Linked DNA regions of Homo sapiens: region 1 is linked to region 2. The links are chromatin contacts, found by Hi-C or POLR2A ChIA-PET in ENCODE. All regions are on one chromosome and are shown on one strand. Each heading gives the region's core, a stretch centred on a gene start or an enhancer-like site at or near the end of the contact. The rest is flanking DNA. Distances are from core to core; before and after follow the strand shown.

What was found. A loop is a pair of places that touch in the nucleus more often than their neighbours do. ChIA-PET counts read pairs that join two places held with the same protein, here RNA polymerase II (POLR2A). Pooled maps may share reads with other maps.
Region 1: a loop to region 2 is called in a map of GM12878, with 2.8 times the contacts of the local background. The contact joins the promoter of ABCB4 here to the enhancer-like site in region 2. A Hi-C loop is called at or near these places in 3 of 168 maps with a recorded cell type or tissue (GM12878, breast epithelium and endothelial cell of hepatic sinusoid), 11 of 37 single-sample maps with no recorded cell type and 5 of 50 pooled maps. POLR2A ChIA-PET finds 5 or more read pairs at or near these places in 2 of 52 experiments (HepG2 and WTC11).

What each region holds. Positions count from the first base shown.
Region 1 is chr7:87,474,090-87,477,122 of GRCh38, forward strand. ABCB4 (ATP binding cassette subfamily B member 4) reads right to left here and starts at 1,591. Exons shown (of 28, transcript NM_000443.4): 1 at 1,545-1,591; 2 at 1,297-1,382. The coding sequence starts at 1,376. RefSeq lists an enhancer at 778-847 and silencers at 1,318-1,457, 1,468-1,667, 1,718-1,967.
Region 2 is chr7:87,412,855-87,416,141 of GRCh38, forward strand. It overlaps ABCB4 (ATP binding cassette subfamily B member 4), which reads right to left. Exons shown (of 28, transcript NM_000443.4): 22 at 763-863. Among named protein-coding and RNA genes, the nearest start is that of ABCB4, 61 kb to the right of the region's middle. Within about 2 kb of position 1,682, at least 6 of the 41 ENCODE cell types and tissues checked have a DNase peak (open chromatin) inside an H3K27ac peak, as active enhancers do.

The sequences.
Region 1 (3,033 bases), core at 341-2,840, 61 kb after region 2:
TTCTTTCCAGCAGAAGCTGTGGGCTTCCCCTCTGAGGACTTTCCTGGGTTCTGAAGTGTTACTACACCTTTTGTAGGAATAGCTCCTTTGCACACGCATCAAATGTTAAGCCAGTGCAATACATAAATAGACTTCTTCATGAAAATGCCATCTATTAATAGACTCACAGTCAATCCCTGCCTAAACAGCCAGCTGATGAAAACCATATTTTTCTATTGCGTGTGTAAGTACTTCCATTGGAAGTAACACCATCTATCACTTTTTCAATTCTACATGGCAAAACTAAATTTTCTATGAAAAAATACAATGGTGCTTAGAAGAAATACAGCAAGGTTACTGCACAACCACATTAACAGGCTAAAATAATGCTTCAGTTTAAGCATCAGGTAGGCATGTTTTCAGTTAGCTAATCAAGCCCCTAGCAGCTTGAGGACAAACTACAGAGACTGATAAATTTGTCCCTCTGGGTGATCACTTGACACAGGTCAATTTTTTCTGGGTAGCCTGGTATGAACTCAGAGACCGTAATAGCCTCATAAACTATTTCAGGCTAAAGGCGAAAATGATTCACTATTCCCACAGTGAAAGAGGAAACAAAGACACACGCCATTGACTGGGAACTTCTGCCCCGCTCATAAAGCCTGTGAAGTGAGTTTAACAAGGGCCAGGGGAACCGAGAAAGACATGAAGGCAAAGGAAGCGCTGCTTCCCCCTACCACTTGAACAAAACTGATTCGGATGTACAGAAGTTCCCCCTCCCCACCTATCCTCCCAGAAAGGAGAAATACAAATAAGCCTGGCGATGAGAGGAGGGGGAGGGGTAAGACAAGGAGGAAGAGACATAACAGGGGATGGGCAGGAGGGGAGGGAGTTTTTGCTTCACTGCCCTTGTTCAAAAAGCACAGCCATCAACAGCAGATGTCTGACACCCTTTAAGTCTGAACAATCAGATGATGTATATGAAAGTCATTTGTAAAAGTTTCAAGAGTTACGTAATACAATGAATGTTATACAATGCAGATATTCATTGAATCCCCCCTGCACAAAGGGAAGGGAGCACTTTTCAAGACAGCCTTTTCTTCCTGAATCTGTTCCAAAAGGAGCCTCAGTGACATTCTTTGAGGCCACACAACACGTTTGCTCCAAGGTCAGAACCGGATGCAAGACCCTTCAAAGAAGCCTCCAAAACAAAGGTCTTCAAAGGCATCAACCGATTTTTACAACTTCTTTCCAAGGGTGAACTTAGTCCTGCTGATTGGCGTGTAACGGAAAAGCCAGTGGCTGCTGGGGATGTACCTGCTGATGCCCAGTTCAAAGTCGCCCTCCGCGCTCGTGGGGCGCCAGGCTGTTCCGTTCTTTGCCGCCTCAAGATCCATCTCAGCCTGAGGAGAAACCACAGCCTCAGAACCAAGTACACCCTCTCCGGCGGCCCGGCGCACGAGTCGCGGGGCCCGGGGGCACTGGGTGGAGGTCCGGCCACTCCCGCCCCGCGCCCCACGTCCCGGGTCTCCCTTCGAGGCCAGACGCGCCCGGACCTCTCTCACCTCGAACCTCGCGCGTGTCTGGCAGGGCCTCTGGACGCGCGGGCGCTGCAGCAGAGGGGCCTGGACTTTGCTCGCCGCGGCCTCGCCCCCGCCCCCGCCCCCGCCCCCCACGCGCGTCCGGCCCGGGAAACGCCTACCGTTGCAGCCAGGGCGAGGGCCGCGGCCCGCGAGAGCAGCTCCCGCCGCCCGCCCAGCTCTCTCCCCAGGCTAGGCGCGGGCCAGGGGCGCAGCCTGCCGCTCTTGCCGCCGGGGCGCCCGGCTGGGGCCGCCGCCCACCCTGGCGACCCGCCAGAACCAGCCCGGTCGCAGGATAAGACCGAGATCAGGCTGGAGCCTCGGGTGCCGAGAAAGCCTCGCCTGATGGGCCACCCAAGCCCCTGCAGATGACTGTCACACCCCATGGGCGCTCAGTTTTGTTTTTAAACCCATAGGGGAGACAGTTTCCGGACGCCCAACAATCACAGGGCGGCCCAGGACCGAGAGAGAGCAATAGACTCGCCTCTTGCTTCCGCATCCCCAGTTCTGGTCCAGGTGGCACTGAACCCAATTATCTCCAAGGACGGCGAGAGTCAGCCAGGGCCGGCAGGAACCATCACATTATGCTCCTTGGGGAGGAGGAACGCTGTTGGTGCCCTCTTAGCACTTAAGAGACACAGAGTTTTAGGGCTAGAGGGGTCTTCAGCGATCATCTAATTAAAACCCCGTATGTTTAACATATGAAGAAACGGATGCCCAGAGAGGTGAAGTCCTGCCTGAGGCTGCATCGGTGGAACCAGAGTCTAGGGGAAGCCTCCTGAGTCCCAGTCCAGTGCCCTGGCTCACTGCTCTCATCTAAGACTTCTGTCTGTATTGAATTGTCTCTGCTCCTACCACCTATTTGAGTATGACTTTCTTCTTTCTGATTAATTCCTCCACACTCTTCCCAAAAGGAAGTGTCTAAAACGGGGAGCCATAAGTTTCATGGCTTTGAAACCGGAGACTTTCAAACTCAGAGCTTCACATCTTATTAACTATGTGACTTTGGACACTGTGCTCATTTCTCTAGGCCTGTTTCCTTATATGTAAAATGAGGATAAAAACATCTCCCTTATCAGGTTATTGCGAGGAATAAATGAGTTGAGGATAAGGGAATTAAGTACTAGGTAAAAGCACCTAGTACTATGCCTAAAACATAGTAGGTGAGCAACAAATACAACTTTCCTTCCTTCTGATCAGGTAGCAGGATGACCAGTGGGTCCTTGCACCTGCTATGTCCTGTTAACACAATTGTTAGCCCAAGGCTTGTCTGAGTTCTCAGAGAACCTTAAAGCAGAGCATGGTATAAGTAGAGATGCTGGGTGGACCCTGGTGTGAATCTCACCTTTCCCATGTACCAGCTGTCTGGCCAGGTTATGTAATTCTTGACTCAGTCATTGGATCTATAAAATAAGGGTGTTATTAGGATTAGGGATACTGTGTGTAAAGTGTCCTGCACGTAGGAGACACCTAA
Region 2 (3,287 bases), core at 432-2,931:
ATGGTGCATACATGTTTTATGTCAAACAACAAATGGACACAAAGGTGTAGCTGCATGTTATTTAGTATCATATGAAGTGTGCATAACTGAGGAGATGGCATAAATTGAGACTTTCAAAGATATCTGTTCAAATTTGCAAGTGTTCAAAACTACTGTTCCAGTCTGCAAAATTGTAATCTAAGTTGTGTTCAACTTTGTGTTAAAACATACTCATTTATAAAATCAGGCTGCAGTGGAAATGAGTGGCAAATGGTGCCATTAGGAGTTTCTTGAATTGCTCAACTATAAACCACTGAAATAGTCTGTGTTTCTTTATCTTCAGAGTAGGTTGGATCTGGTCCTCATTCAGAGAACAAATGAAATACTTTCCTCTGGAACATACCCAATAGCAAGTCTCACTTTTGGTTCAGTCTACACACTGCAAAGAAAGGTTTGAGCAATTCCTTAAAGGAATGTTTGTCTTAAGTCACCCAGATAGGTTATTTATGTTGCCTGCACTGATAACCAAAGACTGTGCAATTCTCTATATCTTTTACGTCTTGGAGACCTATTCTTGTTGTTTGCATAAGATGTAAAAAATATAATTCTGTGTCCTAGTCACATCAAAAAGCTACTTATTTTCAGTGACAGAATTGTTGAAAAAAGGCCACCCTTATAGTCATATCATTGTTTGGAGCAGCAGAGCTTTTATTATCTTTTTGGGACAATAATTCAGCCTTAGGAAAGCACTAGGTTCTTAGCAGGAATCATATGGTTCATTACCTGTAAGGTCCATACAATTTTTCAACATACATTGATTCAAATTTTCTTTCCTGGGTCAAAGACACAACTGTCCTAATATTTTCTATTGCCTCTGTTGCAATCTGTAACACAGAATAGACCTTCATTAGAAGTGGTGTTTTCACTTCTGAAATAATGAAAAATAAGCCCTAGGGCTCTGTCAAAAGTATCCTGAAGGTTACGTTGATAGGCTTTAATTTCCTTTAAATTAAAAACCAAAGGCATAATCTGTTCAAGACTAGCTTTATGACAAAACTGGTACTTCTGGCTGTGCTAAGTATGGTAGGCAAGTCTTTGTATGCTCAGGAAGGCTGATCAGCTAAGGGCAAGAACTGTGGCCTGGGAACCAAGGGCCTGGTTCTATTCCCAGCCTGCCACCAGGCAGTTACATGACTGGCCTTAGTCACAACCCCTTTGTGGCCTGGCTTTCTTCACAAGGCAGAGTCCTAAAAGAAAGGATTAGGCTGTGATTTCTAAGGGCCTATTGGAGCTGCCAATTATTTCCTCCCTGAGTATAACTTCTTATAAAAGCTGTCCACCCACAATGGGAAGGAGATCCCAATTGTCAACAACATGAGCATGCTTTAAATCCGTGATTAAATCAGAGTCAGACATCTGACTAATCTGGGTCAATCAGATTTGGTTTCCTGGCCCTGGACACAAGTTTGAACCGTGAGGCCCTGGGGCTTCAGAGGCTGATGTCACATTGGGTATGTGTAAGAAGCTGGTCTGAATATACAGCATCCGAGGAATGGAATAGATGTATAGGAAGACTCAGATATTAGAGCCTGTGGCTGTAAGAGCCAGTTACACACAAACTGCCTGTATTTCTTGCACTTTGGAGTGTCCTTATATCAAATCGCTTTTACCCAAACCAGCCAGAGCAGTTCTCTGATTCTTACAGCCAAACCACCCTTGACAAATGTTGATTGTCTGTGACTTAGCTATTTAGTCTAAATCTTAGTTCTGTAGTTGAGTCATCTAAACCAACAGCACATGGAGCATAAGATCTTAATTTTAGGTTTTTAACAGCTTTAAGACTTTTTTTTTTACCTCAGTTCTTAGCTTCTGCAATGAGCTGAAAGGAAGATATGTGATGCTTGAGACTGAATAACCATAGATTTTTCATTTGTAATAAAGATATAACAGATAGCAATTACAAGAATAGAGAAAAATTACTGAGCTTTTACTATGTCCAAGTATTACCTCATTCACCAATATGATCTCATTTAGCCTCACAACCTTGAAAGGGAAATAGTATTCCTATTTACACAGATGAGAGAACCGAGGCACAGAGAAGTTAACTGAATTGCCTTAAGTTCTAAAGTTAATAAGTAGCAAAGCAAGAATTCCAACTGAGACTATCTGATGTGGAGTCCATGTTCCTAAGCCATAATGCTATTCTGCTACCCCTGCTGTGTAATTTACACAAGGAGAAACCAGTAATGACTTGACACTCCTCTTGACATTCTAGTCATGGATCAACTCCCTTACGGGTTAGCTGTGGCACAGAGGGCCCTTAATCTCAGTGACCAGACAAGCCCTGGGTCAAGATGGTTATGAGGCAGTCTTCCCTCCCCACTCCCTGCCCAGTAACCAACACCCTCACTACCAAGCCCTTTTTGGAAAATTGGGATGGGAATACCTCAAACCCTGTTGTACTTTAATGATGATGAAACTGTACCCAGGTAAATGAGAGTGTTTCTTTTTAAATAGTGATTTGGGGTTTTTCTAGAACCTTCTTTCCGACTCTTAAGCAAGTGCTGACTGAGTAAACAATATTAAACTATGATTGAACTGCTGATATTAACATTTAAAACATTTTTAATCTTTCATATTTAAAATCTTTCATATTTCATATTTAATCTTTCATATTTCATAACCCTATTAGGTTAAAGTAGCTACTAAAAAAATTTAAACTGGCCAGTCTGAGTTATTCAATCTCTGATGCTTAGAATAACAGGGTTTTAGCTGGAAGGAACTTGGGGCAGTATCTGGTACAATTTCTCATTTTACTAAGGTAGGACATGAGGACTAGAGAAGTTGGGGATCTTCTCCAGCCTCACACACTGTGAATAGCAAGACCAAAGCTAATAACCCAAGATTTTGTTTTGTTTCAATACTGCTCAATTCTACCTGCTCTACTCTGACAAAATTCTAACAATTAATGGAGCTAAGACTATTAACTAGATTCAAGATGTTTTCTATCATGTAACTTGTCTAAGAAAAGTTTATTTTCATTCCATCCAACTGACCATTCTCCCATATGAAATGTGGAAAGAAGCAGGATTGAGGGGCAGGGGAGGAAACAGAGCTACACAGTGTTTCTTCAGCAGTTAGTTGAGACACTCAGAAGTCAAGGAAATGATGCCCTAAAGTACCCACAGCCAGCAGCCAAGAGAATCTTCAAGAACTCTAGACACCCAGGGGTTCCCAAGTCCTGGGAACCACATATTGTCCTAGCAAGCTCCAAGTCTTGGAGAGGATGCAGCGTGAAAATGAGGAGA